Regions from separate parts of the Homo sapiens genome. Here region 1 is linked to region 2. Evidence: read pairs that join two places in POLR2A ChIA-PET (ENCODE). Cell type or tissue: endothelial cell of umbilical vein. All regions are shown on one strand. Each heading gives the region's core, and the rest is flanking DNA. Links, peaks and the distances in the headings are about the cores only.

The links. Peaks named below come from ENCODE experiments on the same cell type or tissue, not always from the same donor. Only the 100,000 strongest peaks of a DNase experiment are listed, where the experiment ranks them.
Region 1: POLR2A ChIA-PET joins it to region 2 with 11 read pairs; 4 of 35 experiments call an interaction of 5 or more read pairs at or near these places.

Annotation. Positions count from the first base shown.
Region 1 is chr1:22,065,662-22,073,938 of GRCh38, forward strand. All of the region lies in intron 1 of CDC42 (cell division cycle 42), which reads left to right. It also overlaps the pseudogene MPHOSPH6P1. Among named protein-coding and RNA genes, the nearest start is that of CDC42, 17 kb to the left of the region's middle. In endothelial cell of umbilical vein, for the core only: no CTCF peak of the experiment used is centred there; no DNase peak of the experiment used is centred there.
Region 2 is chr1:21,971,848-21,980,124 of GRCh38, forward strand. CELA3B (chymotrypsin like elastase 3B) reads left to right here and starts at 5,175. Exons shown (of 8, transcript NM_007352.4): 1 at 5,175-5,235; 2 at 6,522-6,607. The coding sequence starts at 5,193. In endothelial cell of umbilical vein, for the core only: no CTCF peak of the experiment used is centred there; a DNase peak (open chromatin) is centred at 3,094; H3K27ac peaks cover 2,045 bases.

The DNA.
Region 1 (8,277 bases), core at 2,348-4,847, 94 kb after region 2:
AGAAAGTTAAGGCATAGAAGTGAAGTAACTTGCCAGGATCGTACACATTGAGGTGGAGCTAAGATTGGAACCCATATTTGCTTGTCTTTAAAAATCTCGTCTTTTTTTGGGGGGCGGGGGAGGGGTCAGAGTCTCTGTCAACCAGGCTGGAGTGCAGTGGCATGATCTCAGCTCACTGCAACCTCCTCCCGGGTTCAAGCGATTCTCAAGCCTCAGCCTCCCGAGTAGCTGGGATTACAGGTGTGCGCCACCATGCCTGGCTAATTTTTTGTAGTTTTAGCAGAGACGGGATTTCACCATGTTGGCTAGGCTTGTCTTGAGCTGCTGACCTCAAATAATTGACCCACCTTGGCCTCCCAAAGTGTTGGGATTACAGGCCTCTGTGCCTGGGCGTTTTTTTCATATTACTACTTTAGTCAACAAAGTTGTAAAAGACATTTAAGAATTTTATTTTTTCTTGCCCTTAATATACTGTTCAGTATTGTATTGGCTGCATTGGGACGGGGAATAAAGAAGTATAAGCCTAGTTGTTCTCTCAGAGAGCTTAAAATCTATTAGAGGGGCTGGGTGAGGTGAGGTGGTGCATGCTTGTAGTCTCAGCTACTTGGGAGGCTGAGGCAGGAGAATCGCTTGAGCGTGGGAGGCAGACGTTGCAGTAAGCTGAAATTGCGCCACTGTGCTGCAGCTTAGGTGACAGAGTGATACCCTGTCTCCAAAAAAAAAAATCTATTAGAATAAAGTAAGCATATGTGACTAAAAATAACATGGTTAATTACTCCTGTGATTCATTTATTCGGTGAGTGTGTCCTGTGTGACTGGTATTGAGCTATTTTGTGGGCATACAGCAGTTATTACCTTTATGGAGATTTCCTTATTTTTAAAAGTCTGTTTCTACTGCCATATGACAGATAAACAAGATAATTATAGATTATGACCTTACAATAAAGGAAATAAGGTAATATGAAAGGAGTGTAAGGAGGGAGGGTACTATTGCCCTGGATAATGTGGTCAGGGGAGGACTTTTGGAGGAGATGATGATTCGAGCTGAGATCTGGAGAGTGAGAAGCCAAAAGCTTTAAGAGCAGGGGCAGGAGTGTTGTTGGTAAAGACTTCAAGGCATGGCCGGGTGCAGTGGCTCACACCTGTAATTCCAGAACTTTGGGAGGCCGAGGTGGGCGGATCACCTGAGGTTGGGAGTTTGAGACCAGCTTGACCAACATGGAGAAACCCCGTCTCTACTAAAAATACAAAATTAGCCGGGTGTGGTGGCACATGCCTGTAATTCCAGCTACTCAGGAAGTTGAGGCTGGAAAATCGCTTGAACCTGGGAGGCGGAGGTTGTGGTGAGCAGAGATTGGGCCAAAAAAGACCTGAAGGCAGGACAGAGCCTGGCACGTCTGGGGAGGTAAGAGACCTGTGTAGCTAGAGCATGGAGAGTACAGGGGAACGGAGCATGAGAAGGTTTGAGAAGGCAAGAAGAAGGGCCTTGCCATGGGTTCTGTTTAGTCCGTTTAGGCTTCTTTAACAATACCATAGACTGGGTAGCTTGTAAACGACAGAAACTTATCACAGTTCTGCATCCTGGGAAGGACAATATTGGGGTGCTGGCGTATTTGATGTTTGGTGAGGGCCTGCTTTGTGGTTCATAGATGCTGGTTTTTTCTTTTCTTCTTTTTCTTTTTTTGACGGTCTCACTCTGTTTCCCAGGCTGGAGTGCAGTGGTGATCTTAGCTCACTCCCACCTCCGCCTCCCAAGTTCGCTTTGGTGCTCTCAGCTCACTGCAACCTCTACCTCCCAAGCAAGCGATCCTCCTGAGTAGCTGGGGTTACAGGCATGCGCCACCGGCTAATTTTTGTATTTTTAGTGGAGACAGGGTTTCACCAAGTTGGCCAGGCTGGTCTCGAACGCCTGACCTCAGATGATCCGCCTGCCTCGGCCTCTCAATGTGCTGGGTTTACAGGCCTGAGCCACTGCGCCCATACCAGTTTGTTCCTTTTTGCTGTGTCTTCTTGCATGGTGCAAGGGGTAGGGGAGCTCTCTGGGGTGTCTTATAAGGCCACTAATCCCATTTGGGGATGAGGGGACTCTGCCCTCTGGACCTAATCACCTCCCAGCAGTCTCACCTTCTAACAACGTCACACTGGTGATCAGGTGTCAGCTTATGAATTTTGGGACACAAACATAGCAGGTGGTCAGGCGGTTGGGGCAGTTTCAATACCTAGACTAGTTAGGAAAGGTCTCAGAGAAGGAGAGGTTTTGTAGTGGAAGGGTAGCTTGAAAATAGGGTGAGTTGTAAGGCCAGACACCCAAGATTTGGCTGAGATGGGAGGATCCCTTGAGCCCAGGAAGGTTGACGCTGCAGTGAGCTGTGATTGAGCCACTCCACTCTGGCCTAGGTGACAGGGTGAGACCCTGTCTCAAAAACAAAAAAAATCTTTAGGAAACCTGTATATTTGAAGATCAAGGGCTAAAAATCCACTCAGTACCATTTAGCAGAGGATGTATGACATCCATTACACATCTGTTTCAAAAACAGCATGTTTCCAAAATTATACATCTCTTTACAAATAAACGTTATAGTATTAATAACTATAGAGGCACCATCAGAACTAGTTACAAAACATGCTGCTAACTTTCACAAGGCATCTCTGAGCCATCTCTTAAGTTCTGTATTTTGATCCCGGGGCTTTAAGAACATTTTCTTTGCTTTAATTAGTTGTAGGTCTCCATTTTCATTGTCTTCATAATTGGCTTGATCTCCCTTTTTGGCAGACTTTTTTCCTGTTGTCCCCACCAAGGTCTCATATTCTAGCCATTTCTTCTAGCCATTTCTTCTTCATCTGACACGTAAAATTCCACTGTTTCATCTTCAATTTCTGCTTTGTTCTTAGTATTCACCTGAAGCACTAATTTCTCAACCTCAGGAGTAAATCTGATGAATGAAATTCCTTCCATAGAAATGATCTTCACATAACAAGAGATGCTGCTCTTCTGTTATGAAATTCTTTACTTATTAAGCTCTGGCAAATCTGAGTACCAGTGCTCTTAACTAATTTTATTTTCTTCCTCTTCTAGTCATTTCTTAGTTTCTGAGTCCAGTCTTCTTTGCATGAACTTCATGTACAGCAGGTTCTTGGAGAACTTGGTCTTGTGCTCAGGTGCCATGCTGGCTTCAGCTTGTGCTGTGTTCTGGCCACCTGCTGTTTCTTAGTTAAGAGACTAGAATGAGAAAGTTACATGTAAGGATGTCAGTTGGTAGTATTATTGAAGGAAGAATATGTAGGGGGTGATGCTTGTTTATTGTCTGTGTACCCCACTGGAATTGTTGCTCCAAGAGGGCGTGAACTTTGTTATGTGAATTGTGGGGTGTGCCTACGTATAGGACAAAGCTTGGCACGTGGTAGGTACTTAGTAAAGGCTTGTTGAATGAATGAGTAGATGAATGAGTAGATCTACAAGTCTTGAGTATTTTGAGGAAAACATCTTATTGTAATCTCCATTTTATTCCTTTTTTTTTTTTTTTTTTTTTTTTGAGACAGAATCTCACTCTGTCCCCAGGCTGGAGTGCAGTGGCACAATCACGGCTCATTGCAACCTCTGCCTCCTGGGTTCAAGCAATTCTCCTGCCTCACCCTCCCAAATAGCTGGGACTACAGGTGAGCGCCATCACACCTGGCAAATTTTTGTATTTTTGGTAGAGACTGGGTTTCACCATGTTGGCCAGATTGGTCTCGAACTCCTGACCTCAAGTGATCTGCCCGCCTCAGCTTCCCAAAGTGCTGGGATTATAGGCGTGAGCCACCACGCTTGGCCGAAACAGGGTCTTGTTCTCTTACCCAGGCTGGAGTGCAGTGGTGTGACTACAGCTCACTGTAGCCTTGACCTTCCTGGCTCAGGTGGTTTCTCCCCTCAGCCTCCCCAGTAGTTGGGACTACAGGCACATGCCACCACTTTTTTTTTTTTTTTTTTTTTTTTTTAATTTTTTGTAGAGATGGGATTTTGTCATGTTGCCCAAGCTGGTCTTGATTTGCTGGGCTCAAGTGATCCTCCTGCCTTGGCCTCCCAAAGTGTTGGGATTACAGGCGTGAGCCGCCACACCCAGCCTTGGTAGAGGTTTTTTTGTTTGTTTGTTTTTGTTGTTGTTGTTTTGAGATAGCATCTCCCTGTGTTGCCCAGGCTGGAGTGCAGTGGCATAATCTTGGCTTACTTGCAACCTCCGTCTCCTGGGCTCGGATGATCTTCAGCCTCCCAAGTAGCTGGGACCACAGGCGCATGCCACCATGCCCAGCTAATTTTTGTATTTTTGGTAGAGACGCAGTTTTGCCACGTTGCCTAGGTTGTTCTCAAACTCCTGGCCTCAAGCAATCCACCTTCCTTGGCTTCTCAAAGTGCTGGGATTGTAGGCTTGAGCCACTGTGCCCAGCCTCTGGGTAGGATTTTCTAAGCAATGTTGTATTCTTAATTGAACATGTAAAAAGTAAAGTAGAGATTCCTCTTCAAAGACTTCCCCCACATCTAATCAGAAATAAATAGTAACTTCTCTTAAAAGCAAAATTTATTCAAAGACCTTTGCTAACATTCTTAAATATCTGCTAGCTGTAATAAATAAATCAGTGTACTTTATGTTCTTAGCTCCCACAATTTAGCCTAAATATTTGCCCTGGCATGCTTATACTGGTCCAAGCAAGCATTAGGTCATAGCCTGTTTAAAGGTATTTTTACCTTTCTCAGCATTCCACAAGTTACTTCCTCCTTCCTTTGTTGTCCTCTGCCTTTGCCTCTTTTTTTTTTTTTTTTTTTTTTTTTTTTTTTTTTTTTTGAGACAGAGTCTCGCTCTGTTGCTCAGGCTGGAGTGCAGTGGCATGATCTTGGCTCACTACAAGCTCCGCCTCCTAGGTTCATGCCATTCTCCTGCCTCAGCCTCCCAGGTAGCTGGGACTACAGGCGTCCACCACCACGCCCAGCTGATTTTTTTGTATTTTTAACAGAGGCAGGGTTTCACTGTGTTAGCCAGGCTGGTCTTGATCTCTTGACCTCGTGATCCGCCTGCCTCGGCCTTCCAAAATGCTGGGATTACAGGCGTGAGCCACCACGCCTGGCCTTCTTTGCCTCTTTTTAAAAGTTGTAAGTTGCTAGCCTATCAGGACAAATACAAAACGTGAGGTCCCGTTCCAGCCAATAAAAACCGGACACAGCAGTAGGATAGACACGTCAGGTTATAAATGACCCTGTCTCCTTTGCTCGGTGTACTTTTGTGGCAAAACTGCTGGCAAGTGTATCCTTTCTGCAGAAGGTATAAATGGCCTTGCTGAGAAAATTAAATTTATGTTCAAGTGCTATTTCTTTACGGCACTGAGGAACAAGCATTTCTTTTTTTTTCTTTCTTTTTTTTTTTTTTTGAGATGGAGTCTCGCTCTGTTGCCCAGGCTGGAGTGCAGTGGCGCGGTCTCGGCTCACTGCAAGCTCTGCCTCACGGGTTCACGCCATTCTCCTGCCTCAGCCTCCCGAGTAGCTGGGACTACAGGCGCCTGCCACCACGCCCGGCTAATTTTTTTGTATTTTTAGTAGCGTCGGGGTTTCACCATGTTAGCCAGGATGGTCTCGATCTCCTGACCTCGTGATCCATCCGCCTCGGCCTCCCAAAGTGCTGGGATTACAGGTGTGAGCCACCGCACCCGGTCGGAACAAGCATTTCTAACAAACATATAAGGCCAGCTGTATGCTTTTTGTTACATGTCTTCTGTGATATAGAAGCAAACAAGAAGTTCTGCAAACAAGACAGTTTGTTAGCACACTTGCATACGTGTGTGAATGCATGGAATACATTGCTGTGGTTTGAGTACTTTTGGTTGCCTAAAAATCACATGCATGGGTAGGTGTTTAAAAAATTGTACGTTAGATATGCTACTATAACTTACAGCAGAAGGTTATATAAGCTGCATTTTCCAAAGTGGCTGGATTTGACAGGAGAGACAAGTAGTTTTGATTTTATTCTGTTTAATCCTACAACCAGACTAGTCCTTCTGTTGAACTGATAAGGAAGATTGTGAAATTGGGTCATTCTCTTGATTCCTGTAGTGCCTCTTCTTTCTTGTATCCTAAGTATGAAAATGGGTTACTTCAGGGGCAAACGTATTTCACATGAAGGCAACTTTACTTTTAGTGTGTTTTGGATTAGAGTGAATGTGGTGTCAGAAAAAGAAAATTCAGTTCTGATACTAACAGTTTAATTCTGATACTCCCACCCCACAGCTTAAGGGCTCAGTCTTGGAAGACTGCCCTCACTTTAGGCAGCAGCTACAAATGCAGTGCCTAGGCTACCTATACCTCTGCCCAGTAGACTACAAATTTTGGGATTCCCATGGCCCTTCTTAGGTTTGATTATTAGCTAGAACAACTCATAGAACTCAGGAAAACGTTTTACTTACCTTTTTTTTTTTTTTTTTTTTTTTTGGGATGGAGTCTCGCTCTGTTGCCCAGGCTGGAGTACAGTGGCGTGATCTCAGCTCACTGCAAGCTCTGCCTCCCAGGTTCATGCCATTCTCCTGCCTCAGCCTCCCGAGTAGCTGGAACTACAGGCGCCTGCCACCACGCCTGGCTAATTTTTTGTATTTTTAGTAGAGTCGGGGTTTCGCCATGTTAGCCAGAATGGTCTCGATCTCCTGACCTCATGATCTGCCCGCCTCGGCCTCCCAAAGTGCTGGGATTACAGGCTTGAACCACCGTGCCTGGCCGTTTTACTTACCTTTATGCCTTTGTCATAAAGGGTACAACTCACGAACAGCCAAATGGAAGAGATACATAGGGCACGGTTGTGGGTGGGGAGGGATTCAGGTGACCTGCTTTCCCCTCACCTTGAAATGTTCACAGACCTGGAAGCTCTCCAAATCTTCTGTTCTGGAGTTTTCATAGAGCTCAGTTTCTAGCCCTCCTCCCCTCTCTGGAGGTTGGTGCATGGGGCTGAAAGTTACATCCCTCTAGTCACTTTGCCTTTCTGGTGACCAGCCCCATCCTGAGGCTTCCTAGCATCCCTTCCACCGCCACCCTGTCACTTTATTAACATAAATTCAGGTGTGAATTTGTTATGAAAAACAAGAGACACTCAGCACTCAGGAAATTCCTAGGGTTTTTAGGAGCTCTCTGCTAGGAAGTGGGGACGGAAACCAAATATTGCCAAATATTTGGTGTATTACCAAAAATTTGACTTGCCTTTTATTCACAGTTACTATTAATACTTGACATAGTTTTAAAAGAGGTGTAATCTTATTGAGAATATAAATTTTTTGTAAAACTTACTAGCAAATATTTAATCTCAAATCTTAAGGTTGCTGTCTCTCTGTGCCTAGAATGAACCATGGGGCACGGGAAAATAGGGCATTTGTAGCTGGGAGTATCCCCTTCCTCCATACAGATCGTTTGCTCAGGGATTGTCTGGTGGAGTTTAGATGGCAGCCAGCCAATCATAATGATACCATAGAGAGGGTTCCATAACCTTTTAAAATCTGTAGTGTGTGGACTTAAAATTTCAGGTGCTATAGCTCTGAGATTCTTAAAGGATATTTGAATTCCCATAGTGTTAAGAACCTGGAAGAGGCCAGGTGCAATGGCTCGTGCCTGTAATCCCAGCACTTTGGGAGGCTGAGGTGGGTGGATCACCTGAGGTCAGGATTTTGAGACCAGCCTGGCCAATGTGGCGAAACCCCGTCTCTACTAAAAAAATACAAAAATTAGCCAGACATGGTGGTGCGTGCCTGTAATCCCAGCTACTTGGGAGGCTGAGGTGGGAGAATCGCTTGAACCCTGGAGGCGGAGGTTGCAGTGAGCCGAGATCACGCCATTGCACTCCAGCCTGGGTGACAGAGCAAAACTCTGTCTCAAAAAAAAAAAAAGAAAAATAAAAAACCTAGAAGATATGGGTATTGGAGGGGTAGATGCCAGGAAGGACAGAAGGAAGATATACCTTATTTCACAATTTTATTTCCTTATGATTGGCAGAATCATTTTAAAAAAAATATTTGAGACAGGGTCTTGCTCTGTCATCCAGCCTGGAGGGCAGTGGCACAATCATAGCCAACTGCAGCCTTGGACTCAAGCAATCCTCCCACCTCAGCCTCCCTGGTAACTGGGACTACAGGTGTGTGCCACTTCACCCAGCTAATTTTTTTTTTTGTAGAGATGGGGTCTCACTCTGTTTCCCAGGCTGGTCCCAAACTCCTGGGTTCAAGCAATCTCCCCACCTTGTCCCCCCAAAGTGCTGGGATTACAGGTGTGAGCCA
Region 2 (8,277 bases), core at 1,870-4,369:
CACTACCTCTCTTAAAAAACAAAACAAAACAAAACAAAAAAACACAGTAGGGCACAGTGGCTCACGCCTGTAATCCCAGCACTTTGGGAGGCCCAGGTGGGTGGATCACAAGGTCAGGAGTTCAAGACCAGCCTGGCCAACATGGCGAAACCCCATCTCTACTAAAAATACAAAAATTAGCTGGGCGCCTGTAATCCCAGCTACTTGAGAGGCTGAGGCAGGAGAACTGCTTGAACCTGGGAGGCAGAGGTTGCAGTGAACCGAGATCGTGCCATTGCACTCCAGCCTGGGTGACAACAGCAAGGCTCGTCTCAAAAAAAGAAAAAAGCCGGGCGCCTTGCTCACGCCTGTAATCCCAGCACTTTGGGAGGCTGAGGAGGGTGGATCACCTGAGGTCGGGAGTTTGAGACCAGCCTGACCAACATGGAGAAATGCCATCTCTACTAAAAGTACAAAATTAGCCGGGCATGGTGGCACATGCCTGTAATCTCAGCTACTCGGGAGGCTGAGGCAGGAGAATCGCTTGCACCTGGGAGGTGGAGTTTGTGATGAACCAAGATTGCGCCATTGCACTCCAGCCTGGGCAACAAGAGTGAAACTCCGTCTCAAAAAAAAAAAAAAAAATTAGCCTGGTGTGGTGGCAGGTGCCTGTAATCCCAGCCCTTTTGGGGGCCGAGGCAGGTGGATCACCTGAGGTTAGGAGTTTGAGAACAGCCTGGCCAACATGGTGAAACCCCGCCTCTACTAAAAATACAAAAATTAGCCCAGCATGGTGGCAGGTGCCTGTAATCCCAGCTACTTAGGAGGCTGAGGGCAGGAGAATCACTTGCACTCGGGAGGTGAAGGTGGCAGCGAGCCGAGATCTTGCCATCGCACTCCAGCCTGGGGGACAAGAGTGAGACTTTGTTTCAAAAAAAAAAAAAAAAAAAAATGAAGATCTTGCTCATACAGGCAGAAAACAAAGAAATTTAGTAGGACTATAACATTTCTATACCAGGCTGGTTTATGAGTTACAACAATATAGCTAGTTAAAATTTGTCTTCTTTTCCATACACTTTGTTTTATTTTCCTTTCCAATTTGTGTATTTAACATTCTATCTTAGATAATGTGATAGTCATGAAGTCTTTGTGTGAGAGAGAAAAGAAGGAAGTTAATCTATAATGAAGATTGACTGTTGAGAGTGAAACAGTCTGCCCTGTCACCCTTTAGTCATTTACAACATTTTATAAAACAATGTAGGTAAAGAAAAGCTAATCGATAACACAAACAAAAGTTATGCCTTCCTGTTTACATTACTCAGGTCCCATAATCTCATTCCCTTAAGTCTAAGGTATTTTAAAGTTCCAACAGCTTAGATTTTGAATATCTTATTTTCACAGAAACTACAGGGCAATAAGGCACCAGAGTCCCAGACTCAGGACCACTGTGTGTGATTCACCGTGAACACTGGCATATTAAAGGCTCTGAGAAGTCCTGTAGGAAAGGACAATTTGAACTTTGTCTGAGCTCATACTTTCCAATCCCATCTGACCTTTAGTTCTTCACTGAGTGCCCACTGGGTTATGTTCTGGGAGCTGAGGCCACAGCAGTGAACAAAGCACACAAAACCCCCTGCCCCATGGGGCTCCGTTCTACTGGGGCCATTTATCATCAAACATCTATTAATATCTCAAGAATGTGCCCATCAGGACACCATCCATGCTGCTGCGCTTTTCCAGGCCACACAGAGGGGACACCCTCCAGGTGCACCCTGCATGAATATCAGGCTCAACCGTGCTTTCAGGGTAGGAAGCGGAGGGCATTTGAAGAGTCCTTTCCCTTCCTTCATTCATTTGTTGTCTCCTTGAATAAATGCTGTTGAAAACCTACCATGTGCCAGGCTCCCTTCTAGGTACTGGGAATCTGAAGATGAATAAGATAAAGTTTTAACCCTCGAAGAGCTTCCTATGGGGTGGGAACTAGAAAGAATGGAACTCCCCCAGTCCCAGGAAAAAGGCTCACCAGCTTCCCCTCTGTCCCCTCGCCAGCTTCCCTGCCCTCCCTCTCCTTCCCAGACTGACCTCCTAATTTTGCATACTCTCCGACCTAACTTCCACCTCCATTCAGGAAATGGCTTGCTTTGCTTCAGGCTGAGGCCTAAAGTAGATCTAACCCCTCCATCTTCCCTCTTGCGGGGCAGGTGTTGGAAGGAGGTTCATCTTCAGGGATTTCACTCAAGCTACTCCTAGGCCAGAAAACCCTCGGAGAGTTAATCAGCCGTGCAACTGCCAGTGTCAGTCCATAGGCCTTGAAGTGACCAATCAGGCAGGGGTTGTGGTGGGACAGTTGGCGTCAGGGAGCCCCTCTCCCTGGGGACCCAGCAGAGCCGACAGAGAGGCTGGGACTTGCTCAAGGTCACCTGGGTAAGAAGCCGGGAAGGCTTCTCGGTTGAAGTTGGGGGAGGGAGAGTGGACCCTCCCATGCCCGTGGGCTACCCTTCACCAGGCCAAGCAGTAACAAACCAGGGAAACTTGACCAAGTCCTGGCTTTTCTCTGGGTCATCATTTTCTTCTTCTTTTTTTTTTTTGTGACAGAGTTTTGCTCTTATTGCCCAGGCTGGAGTGCAATGGCACGATCTCGGCTCACCACAAACTCCGCCTCCCAGGTTCAAGCGATTTTCCTGCCTCACCCTCCCTAGTAGCTGGGATTACAGGCATGCGCCACCACACCCGGCTAATTTTGTGTTTTTAGTAGAGACGGGGTTTCTCCATGTTGGTCAGGCTGGTCTCGAACTCCTGACCTCAGGTGGTCCACCCTCCTCGGCCTCCCAAAGTGTTGGGATTACAGGCGTGAGCCACCGCGCCCGGTCCATCATTTTCCCTTCTGTCAGATGTAAGTGGTTGGATTAGATCGCGTTTTAGGCCCTGTGGGTTTCAGACACTCTACAGTGGAATCTGGGCTTATCGGACCTAACCCTATCTCTCCCCAGCCACCTCCTGGGCCCCTCCCTCCTTCTTCCCTGGCGTAAGGTCTGGGGAATGGCTCAGAGCTTTCAAGCTGAGCAAACAAACATGTCCGGGCACATAGGGAACAGAGGGCAGGGGAGGGCATGGCTATTTTTATCACAGTATAAAGGATTTTCACAGCTGCTTCCATTGTGTCCACACACGTTCCATGAACCCAGGCTATCAGAGTGGCTAGGCTGTGATTGGAGGGGGTTCACTCCTAAAACAAAACCTGCCCAGCAAGATGCCTGACTTTCCCCCAGGAGGGATCTATTTAAATTGCCCCGTCTGGCCGGGTGCAGTGGCTCATGCCTGTAATCCCAGTACTTTGGGAGGTCGAGGTGGGTGGATCACCAGAGGTCAGGAGTTGGAAACTAGCCTGGCCAACATGGTGAAACCCCATCTCTACTAAAAATACAAAAATTAGCCAGGCGTGGTGGTGCGCGCCTGTAATCCCAGCTACTCGGGAGGCTGAGGCAGGAGAATCGCTTGAACCCGTGAGGTGGAGGTTGCAGTGAGCCAAGATCGCACCACTATAAAAAAAAAAAATCTATTGTGTGAATATGCTACACATATTGACCTATGAACCTTGATGGACGTGGGAGTTGTTTCTAGGTCTTTGCTGTTGAGGTTTGAGAACAGGGGCTGCGGCAAACAATCTCATCCACACCTCCTGGAGCACATGCCTAAGGTTTTCTCACGGTGTAGACCTAGGAGGGAAACCGCTGGATCACCTGTGAATTCCACTTTCGGGGTTGCCTGCTCTTTGACCTCATCTCCCACCCCTCTCTACTTTGACTACCAAGCTCCTGTCACACTGGCCTCCCTTTCCTTGAACAAGCCAAGCCCATTGCAGCCTCCAGAACTTCGCACCTGCTGTCGCCTCCCTTCAGAACGCGTTTCTTTCAGGGATTCCCGTTGCTGGCTTTTACTTATCCTCAGGACTCCATCAGATATGACCTCCTCAGCCCAAATGTCACTTTCTCTGTCCCCCTCATCTAAATGACTTACTCCATTCCTACCCCAATCACCCATTTTCATTTTCTTTTTTTTTTTTTGACACGGAGTCTCGCTGTCGCCCAGGCTGGAGTGCAGGGGCGCCATCTTGGCTCACTGCAGGCTCTGCCCCCTGGGGTTCACGCCATTCTCTTGCCTCACTCTCCTGAGTAGCTGGGGCTACAGGCGCCCGCCACCTCGCCCGGCTAACATTTTGTATTTTTAGTGGAGACGGGGTTTCACCGTGTTAGCCAGGATGGTGTCGATCTCCTGACCTCGTGATCCACCCACCTCAGCCTCCCAAAGTGCTGGGATTACAGGCGTGAGCCACCGTGCCCGCCCCATTTTCTTTTCTGTTTTGTTTGTTTGTTTGTTTGTTTTTGAGACAGTCTTGCTCTGTGGCCCAGGCAGGAGTGCAGTGGCATGATCTCGGCTCACTGCAACCTCTGCCTCCCTGCCTCCTGGGTTCAAATGATTCTCCTCCCTCAGGCTCACAGTAGCTAGGATTACCGGTGCTGGGATTATAGGTGCCCACCACCACGCCTGCTAATTTTTGTAGTTTTAGTAGAGATAAGGTTTCACCATGTTTCAAACTTCTGACCTCAATTGATCCTCCCACCTTGGCCTCCCAAAGCGCTGGGATCACAGGTGTGAGCCACCGCTCCTGGCCTAGACTCAAACTCTAGAAGGGCTGAGACCATGTATTTTTCACAGCTGTATCCCCTAGAACAGTGCCTGATACATAGAGAAAAAGTGCTCAACAAAAAATTTTTTGTGGAGGTGGGTACTAATATAAATCTCATGTTAGAGAGCAGAAAACTGAGACTCAGAGAGGTTAAGCCATGCGCCCAAAGTCGCAGAGCTTGGAGGTGGCAGAACCAGGATTGAACCGTGGTCTGCCCGGTTCCAGTGCCCCTGTTCTTTCCGAAAGAGGAGGTCTTGTCCTGACATGAGCTTTTCTTCCTGAACTCTTGTTATCAGTTGGCCACTCCACACCACCTGTGCGGCCACCTGTTGGAGGGAACGCTAGGTCCTTCCTTTGGCTGTCACTCCTCCATCTGCAGTGAGTGAGAACTGTGGCCTTGGACCATGGGAGACCTGCATTTCCACCACCTGTTCTGGGAGTGGGGCCCAGTCAGCCCCCTTTGCTTACCTTCTGCCCTATATTAGAGCCCCAGGTTCTGTGCCCTTTTCCTATCATCGCAAAACTCATGATGCTCCGGCTGCTCAGTTCCCTCCTCCTTGTGGCCGTTGGTAAGACCCCAACCTGTGTGTGTGCTCCCTGGGCTGCCCTAGATTAGGAATCCTTGAAATCTACCACTTGCTCTAAGTCCCATGACACCCTATGCCTGGTTCCACAGGAGGGGGTCTCAGCTTGTACCCGGGGGCATGACTGTGGGGGCTTTCAGCTTATGATGGAGCAGGAGAGTGGAGGGGAAGCCGTGGATGGAGAAAGACCCCAAAGGGCTGTGGTGGAAGTCCTTGATGGGGGCAGTAAACAAAGTCAAACGGTTAAGAGTTTGGGCTGTGTGGTTGGACTTCTTGGGTTGGAATTTCCACTGTTCTGCTTACCACTCCAACTCTCCTCTCACACTCCCCCTACCTGGCTCCATATTCTATGCTCTGGCCTTTTCCTGGTCTCTCTGCCATATTACATTCCAGCTCAGGGCCACCTCTTCCAAGCAGCCTCCCTTGACTGACAATAATGGTAACAGATAACATTGATTGAGTGCTTACTATGCCAGGCAGAATGTTTAGGGTTTTCCTTATACTTTCTCATGTAATTCTCACAACAGCCTCAGGAGATCAGTACTATCATTTTCCCCATTTTACCGACCCTCAAGGAAGTAAAGTAGCTTATCATAGAACAAAAGGCAGAGCTGCACTTAATGTTTTTATTTTTTGCTTTTTTTTTTGTTGAGATGGGGTCTTGCTTTGTTGCCCAGACTGGTCTCAAAATCTTGGCCTCAAGCAATCCTACCACCTTAGCCTCCTGAGTAGCTGAGATTATAGGCACATGCCACCATACCTGGCTACTTTATTTTATTGTACTTTATTTTTCTAGAGATGAGGTCTTGCTATGTTGCCCAGGCTGGTCTCAAACTCCCGGGCTCAAGCGATCCTCCCGCCTCGGCCTCTCAAAGCACTAGGATTACAGGTGTGAACCACCACACACAGCCCAGAGCTGCACTTTGAACCCAGGAAGTCCTTCTTTAAAGCCTCCACTCTGTATGACAATAGCTCTCACTTTTTGAGGGCTCATTGAGGGCCAGGCATTGTTCTAAGTGTATCAAGCTCTTCAATCCTCCCAATGAAGGAGGCCACATTTGAATCTCTATCCCTGGAGTCTTGGGATTCTGGAAAGCCCTGCTCTAGTTTAAATGTTCACTATTCATATGTGGTTACTGAGGTCCAGAGGGCGAAAGGGGCTTGCATGGGGTCACACAGCCACTTGAAGGCACGGCTTGGACTGGGACCCTGGCCTCCTCTTTGCTTTTGGGGACCCTCCCGCTGATTGACAGCTCTCCTCTCCCCTCTAGCCTCAGGCTATGGCCCACCTTCCTCTCGCCCTTCCAGCCGCGTTGTCAATGGTGAGGATGCGGTCCCCTACAGCTGGCCCTGGCAGGTAAGAGCAATAGCAGCTGCCCTCATTCCCACCGTGGGCTCTGGACCCTAAGCTCTAATGGCGCGGCATCCAGCCTTGACACCATTGCTCCCTTTGCAATGTCCACTTCAGCTTCCAAAGACCAGGCAGCCCTTGGACCATCTACTTCACGGGGAGGTTTTGCCCATTCCGTCTGTAACCCTCACTGGGCTATTTGCAACTTAAAAGTGGAATCGGGGGTGAAGGAAATGCTAAACTCAAGGAGTTGGCACACTGATGGTGGAATTTCAGGCACTGTGTTGAAGAAGTGAGATTTTGAGAGACTCATTTCTAGATTCCTAGGATGATACAACAGGGCTATGGGGTCTGAAAGCAATAAGGGAGTGAGGGATCTTGTAAGGCCAGTGGAGGGAAGCTCAGAAGGCTGGACTTGATGTGCTGTGGCTATTTAAATTTAATTAAATTAGGCCGGGCACGGTGGCTCACGCCTGTAATCCCAGCTACCCAGGAGGCTGAGGCAGGAGAATCCCTTGGACCCAGGAGGTGGAGGTTGCAGTGAGATGAGATCGCACCACTGCACTCCAGCCCTGGGCAACAGAGTGAGACTCTGTCTCAAAAAAAAATTAAATTAAATTATTATGACTATTATTATTATTGAGACAGAGTTTCACTCTTGTTGCCCAGGCTGAAGTGCAATGGCACAATCTTGGCTCACTGCAACCTCTGCCACCCGGGTTCAAGCGATTCTCCTACCTCAGCCTCCCAAGTAGCTGGGATTACAGGCATGCGCCACCAAGCCCGGCTAATTCTGTATTTTTAGTAGAGACAGGGTTTCACTATGTTGGCCAGGCCAGTCTGGAACTTGTGACCTCAGCTGATGCACCTGCCTCAGCCTGTCAAAGTGCTGGGATTACAGGTGTGAGTCACTGCACCCAGCTGAAATTTACTTACATTAAATAATGTTAACAATTCAATTCCTCAGTGCTTGCCATATTTCTTTTTTTCTTTTCTTTTCTTTTCTTTTTTTTTTTTTTTTTGAGACAGGGTCTTGCTGTGTTGCCCAGGCTGGAGTGCAGTGGTGTAATCTCAGCTCACTGCAGCCTTGACCTCCTAGGTCCAAGCAATCATCCCACATCAGCCTCCTGTGTAGCTAGGACTACAGGCATGTGCCACCATGCCCAGCTAATTTTTATATATTGTTGTAGAGATGGGGTCTCACTATGTTGCCCAGGCTTGCCTCGAACTTCTGAGCTCCAGTGATCCTCCTGTCTTGACCTCCCACAGTGCTGGGATTATAGGCGTGAGCCACCATGCTTGGCCTGCTTGCCACATTTCAAATGTTCAATAGTCACATGTGGCTAGTGGCTACCATATTGGACAGCAAAGATATAGAACATTCCCATGATTATGGGAAGTTTTATCGGAGAGGGTCAGCAGGCTTATTCTGTAAATGGCCAGAGAGTGAATATTTTAGGTTATTTGATGGTTTGGATAGTAATGACTTGACTGTGCCATGGTAGCATGAAAGCAGACACAAACAATACAGAAATGAATGTGACTATTTCCAGGACATCTTTATTAAAAAACAGACCAGAAGCCTGATGTGCCCCACTGTCCACAGTTTGCTAACCCTGGTCTAGATGGAGCTTTTGAAAATCAGAATGTGTAGGAAATGGGAAGAGAGGCAAAGA